2 separate regions of the Mus musculus genome follow, and region 1 is linked to region 2. Evidence: chromatin loops called from intact Hi-C (ENCODE). Cell type or tissue: left cerebral cortex. All regions are shown on one strand.

Region 1 (8,000 bases), 190 kb before region 2:
AGCAGCAGTGGACACACACGGAGAATGTGCTCGGATCACTCCGCCCTCCGCGGTACCCATGTTAAGTAGAAGCTCTGGCTAACCGTTGGCTTGCTGCGAGGATGCCCGTGTGTGCTGTCTGAGACTGGAGTCGAGTCATGGGCGGCACAGCCAGCATCACGTGGGTTTCTGCAGCTCCAAACCCCAGCTCTCCCAGCCCGGAGACTCTTGTATTGCAGTTTTTTCTGTGCATTCCCCTTACACACTCCCTTCCTCAAAATGCCTGTGCATTATACATATACTTTTTAAAACAGATCTTGCCTCAAGTTCATTTGTAACAACATAGGGCACTGGTCATCTGCAAATAGTGTGTAGGCAGGTGTGTCCCAGCAGTCCGTCTGTCTTCACGTTGGCAGCAGCCTTTCCTATGGGGCCTTCACAGGGGCCTGGGCACCTTTGGGAACCTGAGCTGGAGCTGAAGCTGGGCCTTAGCTGGAGCTGTGGCCTCTGCCTTGGATTGAACCTTGGGCTTCAGTTGGCAGAGCCTTTGCGCCTTGGCCATGTAGATTCGAATCCACTTCCCAAGCTTGGGGTGAGCAATAAAAGCCACGCGCTGAGTTTGCGGCTGGGGCATCTTGACATCTTGGGCTTGATGGCCTGAGGCTTCACCAGGGCCTTGATGACCTCTGTGCATGCACTCACTGCCCTTCCATTGTTGGCCTGCATCTTCTCCAGGCCTTTCTTGTTGTGCTTCTTGGCAAAGCACGTGTTCCTCAGGACCTTGGGGTCAACCCCTTAAGAGATTCCGTATCTTTGTGACCGGGGTTTCTTTCTTTCTTTTTTTTTAAATATTTTTATTAGGTATTTTCATCAATTACATTTCCAATGCTATCCCAAAAGTCTCCCATACCCTCCCCCCCCACTCCCCTACCCACCCACTCCCACTTTTTGGCCCTGGCGTTCCCCTGTACTGGGGCATATAAAGTTTGTGTGACCAATGGGCCTCTCTTTCTAGTGATGGCTGACTAGGCCATATTTTGATACATATGCAGCTAGAGACATGAGCTCCAGTGGGGTACTGGTTAGTTCATAATGTTGTTCCACCTATAGGGTTGCAGATCCCTTTAGCTCCTTGGGTACTTTCTTTAGCTCCTCCATTGGGGGCCCTGTGATCCATCTAATAACTGACTGTGAACATCCACTTCTGTGTTTGCTAGGCCCCGGCATTGTCTCACAAGAGACAGCTATATCTGGGTTCTTTCAGCAAAATCTTGCTAGTGTATGCAATGGTGTCAGCGTTTGGAGGTTGATTATGGGATGGATCGCCGGATATGGCAGTCTCTAGATGGTCCATCCTTTTGTCTCAGCTCAAAACTTTGTCTCTGTAACTCCTTCCATGGGTGTTTTGTTCCCATTTCTAAGAAGGGGCAAAGTGTCCACACTTTGGTCTTCGTTCTTCTTGAGTTTCATGTGTTTTGCAAATTGTATCTTATATCTCGGGTATACTAAGTTTCTGGGCTAATATCCACTTATCAGTGAGTACATATCATGTGAGTTCTTTTGTGATTGGGTTACCTCACTCAGGATGATGCCCTCCAGGTCCAACCATTTGCCTAGGAATTTCATAAAAGACCGGGGTTTCTTGATGCCATTTTCGGGACTGGTTGTGTGTGGTGTGGTTCTTGGACTTGGCCGTGACTGCCAAGTAACCCGTGGCTCCCGCAGCGCCTGGGACCGGAAGAGCCATATACGTTTTAAAAAGTGCAGATAAATCCGAGTTGAGCAGTGTCCACCTACAATCCTACTTCCTCCAGAGAAGCAGAACTAAGAAATTAGTATATTTCTCGCCTTTAAATACTTTGCTATAGAATACTAAGCTGTATTTCATATTCAATTTGCATATTGTTTTAACTTCCTTATCATGGGATAGGAATCTCTTAAATCACTAAAATTGTTTATAAGCGTGTTGGTCAGCTACATGGCACCGTCAGCTTCTTTTGTTTCCTGATGTTTACTGAGGAGGTGAAACTGGAAATCGTGTGAACGTTTGTCAGCACTTCTGGGTTCCTTTACTATGGCTTCTAGAGGAAGAAGGAACATTTTAAAGACCTAAAACTGAAGTTGACCTTGTTAATTAACATTTGCTAGTTTAATTTTAAAGAGCAAAACATTTGCATACTGTTTTTATGACAGAGAAAGTGAATTAGCCCTTTATAGATTTGTGAGAGCTTTGATCCCCATCTCCTTTATTGATTAGCCCTGTGCCTTGTGACTTGGGGGGAAGCCCCCTGAGCCTAATCCCTTCTTCTGTTACATTTTCCTATTGATTTCCTTTTAAGTTTATTTATATACTCTGTAAAGTGCAGGTATTTCAGGAATTTGTTTCTGTTCTCCACCTTTGCTCTCTTGTTCTCACTCATTGCATTTGGGCTTATAAATCTTTTTACTGTGTGCATTTCCTACATTTTATCCCCTTTGTCCTTTGTGTTTGTATCTAACTTATTTAAAGTTTTAACTATAGAGTGTATTTTTGTGTTTCCAGAGCTGAGTTAAAACAAATCTGACTTTGACACTAATCCAGTGTTAAGAATGTGGAAACAGTACTTCCTTGCCATTGATTTCAGAGAGTTCTAGCATCTGTAAATTCTTTCTTTTACATTCATATAACATCTACTGTAGGAGGTTGCTATAATAATTATATTTTATTAATATTAGTAACCTTTTACTGCACCATTTAAACATCACAGTGTGTGTTAAGAATGTTTGTATTGAAAACTGAGTTCCGTACTACCTGTGCTCTCAGATGTTTGCTGGGGGCTTGGAGCCCTTCTCTCACAGATAAAGGTGAAGGAAGTATAATAAGCTTTTATTGTTGTAACCCATTGACATTTGTGAACTTTAGTAATGGTAAGTTCATGCATGAATAGAGTGTATCTAAGTTACAGCCACCTGCTCCCCATCCTCTTGACTCCTAGCTAACCACACGCTGGTGGCTGCCTTTTCTGTTCTCTATGGCCATCTTTCTGGCTTTGTGCCAGTACCACAATATTAGCTAGCATTATTCTTTTTTTTCCCCTTAAAGCCTTATCCCTCTCTGTAAACTATCATAATTGTTTACCTGACATCTCATGCTATAGGCATCCTTACCTGTCTTATGTTTTTAAATCGCTATTGTAAGTAAAAGAAAAAAAATCTATTCTTTTACTCACATGATTGATGAGTGCTGATTGTGAAAGAGAATATTTCTTTCAAGCATGAGCTCTTCTCAGTAGTTATTACAGATACATTTATATACTTTGTGATATGTATAACAGTTTCAAATGAAAGTTTACTCCCCCACCCCTGCCCAGGAGTTGTAGATTGGCCAGTGAGAACAGAGTGGTATTAATAAAAGCTTTAACAGTAGGTATTTTCATCTCATAAAAGTGAAATGCAAGGTAGGGAAAAATTATAATTAGTGTTCTATCAAAATGGAAGTGCCAGTGGAGGACAGTCATCCATAATTATCTAATTAGATTAACCACACTGTCAGTTTAGCTAGGGTCAAAAGCAGAAGTGGGAGGTGTTTCCTTGTCCAGCAGGGGGCAGCATCTGACTGTCGCTAATGGGTCCCCTTACCTACTGCTGGCAAGGGGACCAGGTACTTCATGCTGAGCCCGGAGAGTGGGAATAAACACTGTGCGGTGTCCGTGAGGCCTCGCCCATCCCAGCAGAGCTCCTGGTGGGGCAGCCAGTCAGTCCCCTCAGGCCTTCGTACGTACACACCACTGTTGAAATTGGAGCCACAGTGGGTCTGTCTGTGTGAGTCTTTATTATGGCTTTAAGAGTCAATACTTTTCTTTCAGCTCAGTGTTTATATTTCATGGCTTTGATGTGTAATAAATCATTCCACAAATTAGTGACTTAAAACCTTTGTTTGTTGGTCATTTGTTGAATGGGTAGTTTTCAGCTTGTAACTGTTACCATCCTGGTTAACATTACAGTAGGTTGACACATGAAGACATAGTAGGCACACACCTCAGTTACAGAACCGTAATGCAGCTATTGAAGACACAGTGAGGTGGGAGAATGGTCTTCCCTAGACGAAGGCACACAGGACACTCAGCTGTGGACTGTGGGTGTGTGGGAGAAGAGGTGTACGCGGACTCTAGACGAAGGCACACAGGACACTCAGCTGTGGACTGTGGGTGTGTGGGAGAAGAGGTGTACGCGGACTCTAGACGAAGGCACACAGGACACTCAGCTGTGGACTGTGGGTGTGTGGGAGAAGAGGTGTACGCGGACTCTAGACGAAGGCACACAGGACACTCAGCTGTGGACTGTGGGTGTGTGGGAGAAGAGGTGTACGTGGACTCTAGACGAAGGCACACAGGACACTCAGCTGGACTCTGACAGGCTTGGAGCTCAGCAGGCTGGTGTGAGATGAGTGGTAAAGGTGACTGATGTGGTAGATAGGAGCATGGAAGGAGGAGCCAGCCTTTTGAGAGTTCAGAGAAAAAGAGTGTTTCTGCCAGAAACAGTCTCGGGCCGGCATCACCCTAGTCAGTGAGTTTTAAAGAAGTAGACCATGGTCAGGGCCACCTCTGTGAAGGGAAAGTACAACCAAGGTTGCTGCTGTGGTCGTAAGCAGCTGTAGTTTGTACTGTGTCCTCACCCTCTAATGAGTGTGGTGTGTGAGTGCTTCCTGTAAGCAGCAGCAGGGCCCTCATCGGGCCAGCGTTCACTAGGGAAGATGAGACATATAAAGCATAAATTAATGGAGAGATAAACTTCGGCAGGGCTCTTCCCTGCCGAGTGACTTGGAGGAAGGAGGCGGTTGGTTGTGCTGTGCCAGGGCAGGCCCCTCTGCGGCACGAGCTTCCTTTACAGGATAGTTATCCCATTTGAAGTCTGCCCCTGTAGCTGTCCCAGTGTGGTGTTCACTGGGCCACGCCCTCTTATAACTCATCCACTAAACGCTCTCCCATCAGCACATACATTATCTATTGCTGCGTTCTCAGCTCTGAGGTGGCCATGTTGTCCTTGTCTTGCAGAAGCCAAAGCCGAGAGACTGGCACCCTCCCGGAGGCTTCATCCTGGGGCTGTGGGCGCTCATCATCATGGTCTTCTTCAAGACCTATGGGATCAAGCATATGAAGTTCATTTTCTAAGACTCAAGGATGTATGAGGAAGAATGAATGGAAGACTGCAGCCTTGGAGCAAAACTTAGGTTTTCATATGTTTTTAAATATGTTGCTTTTGTGTAAATTTGGGAAGAAAATTAGGAAAATTGAATATTAATGAACTTTTGACTTTAAAACATAATATTGTTAATGCACTTGTTTACTGGCCACAGAATATATCTTTCATTGTGTTTGTGTGTTTGAGTTATAGAAAGCAGAGAGCAATGACATTGGAACTTTATGCTTAATTCTTTTTACCCTCCTCTCATTGTAAAAGTGAGTAGTAAAGGTGTTAGTTCCCACTAAAGGAAATTACTTCCGTTCATAGGTTTGTGTGTGCTGTCTTGGTCTGTTTATCTATGGACATATGTTCCCAACCATACAGAATATGCCATCTCTAATCTTTGGTGTTTACAATGCATTATTAACCTTTCTCCGCCCTCGGACATCCTTCAGGATATACTGTGAGCCTGACTTGGATGCACTTGCCTACAGTCCAGGCTGTTCAGGAGGCCGAGTCGATTTTTGAGCCCTGGGGGTGTTGAAGGTCAGCCTGGGCAACAAACAACAACCAACAGAAGAGAGAAACACCACGGAATGCACCGCCCACTCTATGGTGGTCACGTGACAGCTCCTGAGGGACCCTTACCTGTTCCTAGAGTTCCCTTGGGCTCACTCTGGGATAGTAATGCCTCTGGAATTCTGCAGCTTTACTCGCACAGGAAGATGGAGACACAGCTTTACTCGCACAGGAAGATGGAGACACAGCTTTACTCGCACAGGAAGATGGAGACACAGCTTTACTCGCACAGGAAGATGGAGACACAGCTTTACTCGCACAGGAAGATGGAGACACAGCTTTAATTGCACAGGAAGATGGAAACACAGCTTTACTCGCACAGGAAGATGGAGACACAGCTTTACTCGCACAGGAAGATGGAGACACAGCTTTACTCGCACAGGAAGATGGAGACACAGCTTTACTCGCACAGGAAGATGGAGACACAGCTTTACTCGCACAGGAAGATGGAGACACAGCTTTACTCGCACAGGAAGATGGAGACACAGCTTTACTCGCACAGGAAGATGGAGACACAGCTTTACTCGCACAGGAAGATGGAGACACAGCTTTACTCGCACAGGAAGATGGAGACACAGCTTTACTCGCACAGGAAGATGGAGACACAGCTTTACTCGCACAGGAAGATGGAGACACAGCTTTACTCGCACAGGAAGATGGAGACACAGCTTTACTCGCACAGGAAGATGGAGACACAGCTTTACTCGCACAGGAAGATGGAGACACAGCTTTACTCGCACAGGAAGATGGAGACACAGCTTTACTCGCACAGGAAGATGGAGACACAGCTTTACTCGCACAGGAAGATGGAGACACAGCTTTACTCGCACAGGAAGATGGAGACACAGCTTTAATCGCACAGGAAGATGGAGACACAGCTTTGGTAGCTGTTTATCTAGGGAAGTCATGCCTCTGAGAATTTTTAGTGGTAACCCCTCAGAGAAACATGCCCTATTACTTTTTATTTTTAAGCATACTGTGAACTTCTAGAATTGATTGTATCTCTTCAGTTTTTGTCCTGAAAGAGACAGATTGCTGACAGCTGGATCTATGCTGTCCCTGAGGACAGCCCCATAAACTGGATGACATACATGGAGCACACACACTGAAGGCCCCGCCTTCATGTCTGATGGATCAGTAAGACACATCCAATACTGACTCTTCTAGGATGTCAGTCACCTCCACATCTTCCTGCGGTGAAAAGATGGCCAAGCTTGTGTTTTGTGACCATTCTCAGACACTCTTTTCTCTTTCAGACTTTGGCATCAGAGAGCCGTGCTGGGGTGGGCTGTGCCTATAGATTTACTATTCATGTCTGAGGAGAATCTTAGGTGTTTCATCCAAGAATCTATATGTTCATCTGTTTTCTTTACAAATACTGTTTTCTAATTGTAGGTAACAATTAAGAAGTCTTCTAATCCCCTGGCAATAGGCAGATACACCTTGTTTGTGATATTGCTCTTTTGTCAGTCAGGGGCAGAGCACATGGCAGTCCTTGTTCATCCTAGCTTGTTGCCTGCCCTGGTGGCCAAAGTTGTGTCATGCCTAGGACACATAAAAATCAAATCATCAAATCAAATTGAGGCACCTTGGGAGGAAGACAGTAGACAGAGGCCTGTGGACCATGGACCACGTGCCACCCACAGACCTGCTCTCTGATGTATGACACAGGTGGGCTGTATATACCCACCCACTGTGCATAGACAGGATTTCATCCAGGGGCCCACCAGCTTCATGGCAGCCTGCTCTGCAGGAGTCACCACGATGTGTTAGTTAGTATGTGCTAGTCAGGTGGGAGACTCAAGGGTGGAGAGGAGTAGCCTGTGGTTGGTGGCCAATGCTGCCACCTCAGACCATGCTGCCAGTGAGGGCCATGTCTGAGTCTGTGGCTATGCAGAGGCAAGAATAGGTGTCCATATCTGAGGCTCAATGCCACTAGAGAGCAAGGGAAAACCCTGATGGGGCAGCCTCTCGTGACCACGTGGCTGTCCAAGGCTGTGCAGAACAGGACCAACCCTTCACTTGCTGCAGCCCTCTAGAGAGCTGGCCCTTCGCCTTGCCCAGGCAACACTGCGGAGCTTGTCCTGGAAGTAGGTGAGTTGGGCCTCTATGTGAGGGAGAGCTGATCCTGCTACTCCTCTGCCATGAGGTGGCCTGGGCAAAGGGTGTGTGAGTGTGGGAGAGCTGACCCTTCACTTGGCTGTTGTGGGGTGGCTGGGGCACAGAGATGCCTCCCTTGTAGCCTCCACCAGTCAGGAAAGCTGCCTATAGGGTAATAA
Region 2 (8,000 bases):
ACTTCAACAGAAATGTCAATGCTCGGTTTCATAGCAGCCCAGACTACCTGGACTGTATTTTAGTTTTACGCTGTTGAATGAATTAAGTCATCCCATCCGTCGAAGAATCAGTGAGCACCATCTACGCACATTGTGATAGGTATGAAGACTTCCATAAGGAAGCGTACTAAAATACCAAGGGTAATTATGTTTTAGTGAGAAATTCATGAGTAAGGCTTAGTTTTTCTTTACCTCTGTCACGTTGCCACGCACACCCACATATACTATAGGGAAAAGACTGATGTTCATTTTTTTTTTCAAAGTAAGCAACCTGGTTCTTTTTCCTGGTGTATGGCTTCCAACAGAAGGGACTCTGTGTGCTGTACTGTGGTCTACAAGAAAGGTCTGGGTGAACTGCTGTTGAGCTTGTGTGTCCATAGGTTGGCATAGAAACCTAGGAAATGCATAGAGGAACGCCTGGCTGCTCTCCACCCTTGAGACCTTCCAGAGGTCTCACTGTTTTGTGGATTCACTAAGAAAAGCCCTTTAGGGCCCATAGAGATGACTTAGCTGTTAATAGCACTGGCTTCTCTTCCAAAGGACCCACCCAGGTTTGGTTTCTAGCACCCACATGGCAGTTCCCAACTGTCTGTTAACTCCAGTCCTAACTCCAGCCCAACACCCTCTTCTCCCTTCCATAGGACCAGGCATACATATGGTGCACAGACATATACGCAGGCAAAACATCCATACCAAGGAAGGAAGTAAATAACTAAAACGTCCTTTACACTGGACAAAGTGACGCACATTTCCCATCTCTGCACTCTAAGAGTAGATACAGGGGTTGCAAGTTCAGGGCTAGCCTAGGCTAACTAATGAGACTTTGTCTCTAAAAGCAAAAGGAAAGAAGAGGAAAGTAGGTCATGTACAAGAGCGCAGGTAAGTGTCTGGGTAGCACACAGAGCCCGTCTCCATAGTTACAAATGGCCTTTGACTAGCAGATCAGTCAATGCTGAGGTTGTCATCCCCCAGGGGTTTGGGGCTCACTGTAGACCACAGTCACTCTGGGGCCTGGTCACTCTCGGATCCTTTAGCTTATTGATATTCTATTCGCAAACAGGCTATTGGTTCATATGCAATGATGTAATGATGTAATATGTAATAACAGAAAGCTCCTGATCCCTCACAGATCATTCAGTGTCTACCCAAGACAGCCTGACTGAGCTTTCTAGAGCCCGATGAAGAGTTCCGAAGGACTGCAGAGCCTCTGCTCACAGGGAAGGAGCTGGCACTCTTCTTCCCTCTGGTCTTTATTTTGGGTCCCTGTACCTAATTATAGTAACCTTGCCAGTGCCATCGGTTAAGAGTTAGGGACTTTCAGAGGGGATAGGCCATATGAACTCCGCCTGCTATGGTTTGAATATCAAACGTTCCCCGCAGGCTTGCTCTACCTTTGGATGTTGGTCACCGGGCTTGAGATCTACATCCCTGCCCCATTTTCTGTCAGCTTTCTGCTTCCCAATTCCGCTGAGGTGTGGGGGAGGCCAGGAATAGCAGACCAGGCTCCTTCCCTCTCCAGCGGAGCTTCCTGCTGCCATCTTCCCTGCCACGATGATCCATGTCCCCTCTTCCTCTTCAAAGTGTTATGTCAGATTATTTGATCACCGTGATGACAAAAGCGACCACTGTGCCCCTTAAGGTACTGGATGCTGATAGCAGAGCCAGAAGTGCCCCACAGGTCTATACAGTAGAGTTGTATCTGCCCTTCTAGCAGAGCCATAAATGCTTCATACCCAACAGGTCTATACAGTAGAGTTGTACCACACCTTCTCTGCTCAGCCTTGGGAGGACTCACCTCTCGTTCATCCCCTTTGGGGATGTAGCTTTCACCAGACACCCAATGACCATCTTAGATTCCTCCCTGCACAGCTGTGAGGAATGTCTGCTCTTTATAAGTATTCCTATGATCCAGGACTCTATTATAAGAGCACAAACGAGGCACCATCGCCTGCCATTGCTGTAGACTCACTGGGACAAGGTACCGTGCTTGCCTACGTTGTCCTTCTCTGACATCGATGTCTGAACTTTGGACTTAGGAATTCATCACGTGGTGAGCCTACATCAAAACCCACCCATGTCTGGGGCAGGAGTATGACTCCTCAGTGTCTGGGGCAGGAGCATGACTCCTTGGGGTCTGGGGCAGGAGCATGACTCCTCGGTGTCCATCTGTGGCAAGTGTAGGTAGCACCAGGGCTGAGCTTCTCTCAGCGTGGCTGTTGCTGAAGCAGATAGGATGGGAGTTCCCACGAGTTCCCACAATCCTCATCTGCCTTCCTGCAGCCTAGAACACACACAGACCATTACCACTTTTTGTGCATTCCTTGTTCAAAACTTGTACAAGTTGAATAAAACTGAAGAGAATGGGTTTTATGACTTTTGGTGTGGAGTGGGAGTTGCAGGTAACTCAAGACACCTTGCATATGTCCCCGAAGCCGCCTGGCAGGTGCAAATTGCTGAATAACTCCAAATATGGGCCCCATAAACCTGCCGTTCATTTAGATGTACAGTATGTGTTTGTGTTTCCAATCAAATAAATGCCATTGGATGAATTAAGACCAAGGCTTCCTCTTGACAATTTTTTTGTTACTTTATGGCCAATTTCTCTCTGATGAAACTAGAATAGAACCTTCCCTTTCCTCAGATGTCGTTAACAAAGGTGATTTCAAAGAATGGTAATTGTTCTCTCTATAGCTAAATGGGAAATGAGAGGCAGGAAAACCACCCTTTACCTTACTCTATGAAAAGCCCGTGCCTGGTAAGTCTGCCACCCCACAGAGAAGCGAAACACTATAAAGTCCCCAGAGTCCCTTCACTCCAGGTCCCACCGATTCTGCTGCAGGCGGGGAGCTTAATTCTCATTGTCACCAGCATGCATTATGCTGTCTCTGCAGACAGCCCGCTTCAGCCCTAACCATAACATCACGGCTTCCTGTTTTGCTCAAGTCGGCATGAGGCATTAAGATACACAGAAAGGTTCAAAATTAGACAAAGTTGAGCTGCCATCTGGGATCATCTGAGACTCTTTCGGCAGCCATTGAGAGGCAGTCTTGAACCACGAACCTTCTACAGTTGAAGAAGCTGTATTCCGACTGTCTGAGCATTCTAGGTGGCAAGCTCAGAATCTTCACGCAGGCAGAAACCCTAGCTGTCTTGATCCCCTGGCTGCCAATGTCACCGACGCTGCCCGTAGCACTAGCGTGCTGCTGTGAGCAGCAGGCTCTCTGCCCTGTAACCAAGAGCTACTCTAATCACTATACCAATGCCAGAACGACCTAGCTGAAACACACATCTGAGGTAGTTGCTTCTCTACCTCACAGTGATTTCGGGATAAATCCAAGCTCTGCAGCATGTTCACTGTCCTATCCAATCCTCCAGTTACTTGATATATGTTTCTCTGCCTTTCCCTGTGGATGTGAGTCTCAGAGTTGGGGGGGTCATGCTTTATCTCTTGTCTGCTGCCTCCTGATCCCAACACACAATGTTAGGTACAAGGTAGGCACATGCATATAGCAGACTAAGGAACAAGTGCATGTTGTTTAACATCTCTGCAGGCTAACTTAAGCCTAGAAGTTACATAGCTCACTACAAAGAACCTAAACACATCCTCTTGCTTCAACATCTGGTCCACCATTTGGAAGGTCTGTGTTTTCAAAAGATTCAGAAATTAAGCCTGGGTATGTAAAGTCTTTCTTCCCCCATTTATCATTTTTGTCCATTCTCATGATTAATGAGTCTATTAGCCAGGTTTATTCAAATATAACATAATCAAATGCGGCATGATCACAGCTAGACTCAACAAGGATTTACTGAGATTTGATACTTACAAGACACAATATGACTAAATTATGTTTAAGAAGTCGGGCAGACAAGACTGGGAGACAGGTGAAGAAATACCAATGGAAATACTATGTGACAAAAAATGTGCACAGCTACAAAGAATAGCTTGGCACTTGCTAGGCTATATTGCTAATACAGCCAAGCATAGTACAGTAGCATTTCCATCAGCAATGAAGTCCATACACAGGGCTGGCCCATAGGATCATGTGACCAGGATACTGTCTTGTTTGCATAAGTACATGCTGTGTACCAAACAGCAGAATTCTCGGGGTCAGGTGCCCTTGATTTCCCTTACTTCTGCTCTGGGCAGGGCCTGGTGTTTGTCCCATTCCCCTTTCTCTGTAGTACCGACTACATAGTAGGTGCTCATTGTATATGAGATGAGGGGACTGATATGGGCGGTCTAAAGGAATGTCTCCCTCCTTTGCATGCAGGTTTCTGGGGGAACTTTAGAGAGAAAGCCTTGGTCGGGGTCTTAATAATTAAATCTCTGGCAAACTGAAAGAACACTATTTCTTCCCAAAAAAGATGCGTTTTCATTTTAAATATGTGCATGTGCCTGGCGTCAGTATGTGCTCATGTGCACCTGAGTGCAGTTGCCCACAGAGACGGGAAGACAGTGTCATAGCCTCTGGAGCTGGAGTTTACAGGCTGCTGTGAGTCACCTGTGTGGATGTGGAGGCCCAAGCTTGAGTCCTCTGCAAGAGCAGTGCCCGCTTTTCACTTGTGAGTCATCTCCTGCCCATGGAAGGGTAGTTTCTGCAGAAGGAACAGCAGATGTGTGTAGGTGAGCAAGCTGTGCTCCCGGAGTGTGTGGAGCCTGAGCTCAGAGGAGCTGCAGGGGTTGGGGCTGGAGAAGTAGGTCATGGAGCCCCTGTTGGTCTTCCTAAGGGGTGTGAGCTGGATGCTCTAAGAAATGGGCAGGCACTGGAATGGAAGCTTGCAGGGAACATAAGCCAATCTGTAAGTAGAAATGCAATAACACAGGTCGGTCATTTGAGATGTCCCATATGTGCAATTAATTTTCAGAATATGCTTCTTATAAGGAATAATTGTTTAACTCGGCACTTCAGACTGAGAACTCTCAGCATCTGTGTGCTTTTCAGACACCGCAGATAGCTCCATCGTCACAAAGACAGAAAATAATAATAACGAAGTTTCCTTCCCATTCTGAGCTGCAAAAACTGTCAAGGTTAATTTCCTCCCTCGTAGTTTTTAACAGGTTTCTTGTCTGCCTGGAGTAATTCAGAATAGGCGTTCCATCTCAGAGGTCAGGATAGGCTATGGGATTTGCAAAACGACAGTCCTTCAAACTCTTGGTTGGCTGGGTCTCTAGATAGCACCCTCTTTCCTACTGGGGAAAAGGTAATTTCACTGAATGAGTGGTCAGGCTGTAGCATTTCTGCATGTCATTAACTACTATACTCCCTTTGGCCTGATTACTTTGTGTGCTGGCTAGTTTTTTTGTCAACTATACACAAAAGATGAAGAGGGGGACCTCAACTGTGAAATGCCTGCATCAGATGTGTGTGTGTGGGAGGGGCATTTTCTTCATTAATGACTGATGTGGGTGGGCCCAGATCACTGTAGGCAGTGCCACTCTGGGGCAGGTACCCTGGGGTGTATAAGACAGCAATTGGAGTGAGCTGTGCGGACTAGGCCAGTCAGCAGCACTCCTCCATAGCTTTCCTTCTGTGACTGCCTGACTTCCCTGAGTGACTGCCAGGGATCAGGACCATGGAAGCCAAATTAACCCTTTCCCTGTTTTATCATAGCAACAGGAAGCTAACTAGGACAGGAATTTTTATCAGTGAGTGTGGCGGACATGACCATGATGCTCTGGGGGTGATTGTGAAATACTTATAATATTGGGCTAGAAAAGAGAGTGAGTGTTCAGAGGTTAAAGGGCCACTGCTCTGTTGGAGCAGAACTGATAAAAGTGTGCAGAGAAATGCAGGTGATGGAGGCCTGGATTGTGAAGTTTCAGATGGAAGTAATGTCTTATTAATCATGGCTCTGTGTGTGTGTGTGTGTGCTTGTATGTGTGCACACGCACGCGCACGCACACCTGGGTACACGCACGCCTGTGTAGGTGCATATTTGTGTATTATGTGTGTATGAGTATGTTATGATTGTGTGAGTGTGATGTGTGTGGTGTGTGTATGAACATGTGTGTGGTATATATGTGATATGTGTATGACTGTGAGCATATGTGGTATATGTGTGGTGTGTGTGTAATGTGTGTATGAGTGTGGTGTGTGTGTGTGATGTGTGTATGAACACATGTGTGTATGAATGTATGATGTATATGTGTGTGATATATGTATGTGTGTGATGCATATTGTGTGATGTGTCTATGAGTGTGAGCATGTATGTGTGTGACTGTGATGTGTGTGTGAGTGTGACGTGTGTGTGACTAATGTATGAGTGTGAGCATGTGTATGTGTGTGACAGTGATGTGTGTATGAGTGTGAGCTTGTGTGTGTGTGTGTGACTGTGATGTGTATTTGAGTGTGAGCATGAGTTCCGCACAGCACACATAGGAAGTCAGAGATCAGCTTTTAGGAATTGGTCTCCCTCTACCTTTCTACCTTGTTTCGGAGGCAGGATCTCTCCGTTGTTTTTGTCTCTGTATGCGTATGCCAGGCTGGCTGGTCCCAGGACTTTCTGAGTAATTCTCCTGTCTTCTCCCCTTGTTTCCTTTAGACTGTTGGGATTAGAGATGCATGGTACAGGGTTGTATGTGGTTTGGGGGATCAGTTTTTAGGTCTTCAGGCTGTGCTGTAAGCAGGCAGTTTTACCCATAGGCCCCTCCCCAGTTTGCTTCAGTGACTTTTAACAGCCAACTTTACTGAGCTGCAAATTGTTCCAATTACATCAGTGCTATGTGTTCTGTGCCCCCTTTAGAGTAGCTGTGGCCAGCCCAGTCATTGGTAGAAGACTCTTTTCAACTATCTGGAGGCATATTCTCATATTCATTTCAGAATAATGAGATCTTTAAATATTTATTGCTTTCCAATAACTGGGTAGGCCTAGGCTCTTCATTTTAATAAATTCTGTCCAAATAATGACGAGTCACTGCTTAGAAGATATTGGCCCTGAATCCCCTCATGATAATGAAGCTCATATCAGGTTCACATTTTATCCCCAGCTACCACTAGCTGTGACCTTGGGCAAATCACACCACTACTCAGGAATGCCTTTTGATAATTATTTTAAAGTTGCCTGCGTAACTCAAAAATTCTGCATATGTCTTAAGAGACCTGATTAGTATAAGATGGTAGAAGAGAGTTAACCACAGAACTACCAACTGGGGCAGAAAGAAACTGATATTTATGACATAAAACTAGTCTTCATCAATAACCCCAAATGGCCAGGCACTCTTGACAGAGGCTTATGTTAGAAGAAATTAAAACTATTTATATAGACAGTATCTATTTGACAAATATTTATTAAAGAGCCAGCATTATGTTAAAATGGAGAAATATAATGACAGACACAAAGAAAACATCACAGTCTCTGAAAGCCAGGTGCCTAGCTGGGAGGCAGACGATTTTAGACAAGGGACAACAGCAAGCCAGAGTAACTATTTCTGTGAGACTCCAGCTATAAAGACAAAACATGGAGCCCAGATCTAACCTGGTCTACATGGCCGGGAAGACCTGCCTGTGGGTGGGCTGTCTAAGCTGGGAACATGCATCCTGTAGTTTTTATCTGGGAAATTATAGTGATTGGAAGACACAGTAAAAGTATCTGTTTGCCCTATGCCGGCCTAAACACTTAGGACAGAAGCAGTATGTCACAGAGAATCCGAGCATGGTGTATAAATGTCTTCACTGCCACATCCTAGCAATCGCCTAACTAGTTCACTGTTACTTAAGAGATAATCATTTATTGTCTCTCTAAGCTTACAAATATCCACATTTGCTGGAAGAGTGCATGGTATGAAACTTGTTGACCAACACCCGTCTCCCCTTTCCTCTCCTTGCATGGCTACCTTCGCAGGACAGGAATCACGTCAGAGCTGCCCGGCCCAAGGGTTATAGACACGAACCTATCTAACAGGTGTCGCATTTTCATGACAAACCTGATTGAGAGTGTTGCCTGCTGACCAGTGCAATCAC

What was found. A loop is a pair of places that touch in the nucleus more often than their neighbours do. Peaks named below come from ENCODE experiments on the same cell type or tissue, not always from the same donor. Only the 100,000 strongest peaks of a DNase experiment are listed, where the experiment ranks them.
Region 1: it touches region 2 in a loop (2.6-fold over the local background); 25 of 42 quality-filtered maps call a loop at or near these places.

Annotation. Positions count from the first base shown.
Region 1 is chr3:152,780,384-152,788,383 of GRCm38, forward strand. Pigk (phosphatidylinositol glycan anchor biosynthesis, class K) reads left to right here. Exons shown (of 11, transcript NM_025662.5): 11 at 5,013-8,000. The coding sequence ends at 5,129. It also overlaps the pseudogene Rpl29-ps1. Among named protein-coding and RNA genes, the nearest start is that of Gm40181, 28 kb to the left of the region's middle. In left cerebral cortex, a CTCF peak has its summit at 3,561 (motif pointing right); a DNase peak (open chromatin) is centred at 3,576.
Region 2 is chr3:152,966,956-152,974,955 of GRCm38, forward strand. The region is part of intron 2 of St6galnac5 (ST6 (alpha-N-acetyl-neuraminyl-2,3-beta-galactosyl-1,3)-N-acetylgalactosaminide alpha-2,6-sialyltransferase 5); the gene reads right to left. All of the region lies in intron 2 of Gm46830 (a long non-coding RNA gene), which reads left to right. Among named protein-coding and RNA genes, the nearest start is that of St6galnac5, 11 kb to the right of the region's middle. In left cerebral cortex, a CTCF peak has its summit at 3,044; DNase peaks (open chromatin) are centred at 224, 3,108 and 4,629; H3K27ac peaks cover 980 bases.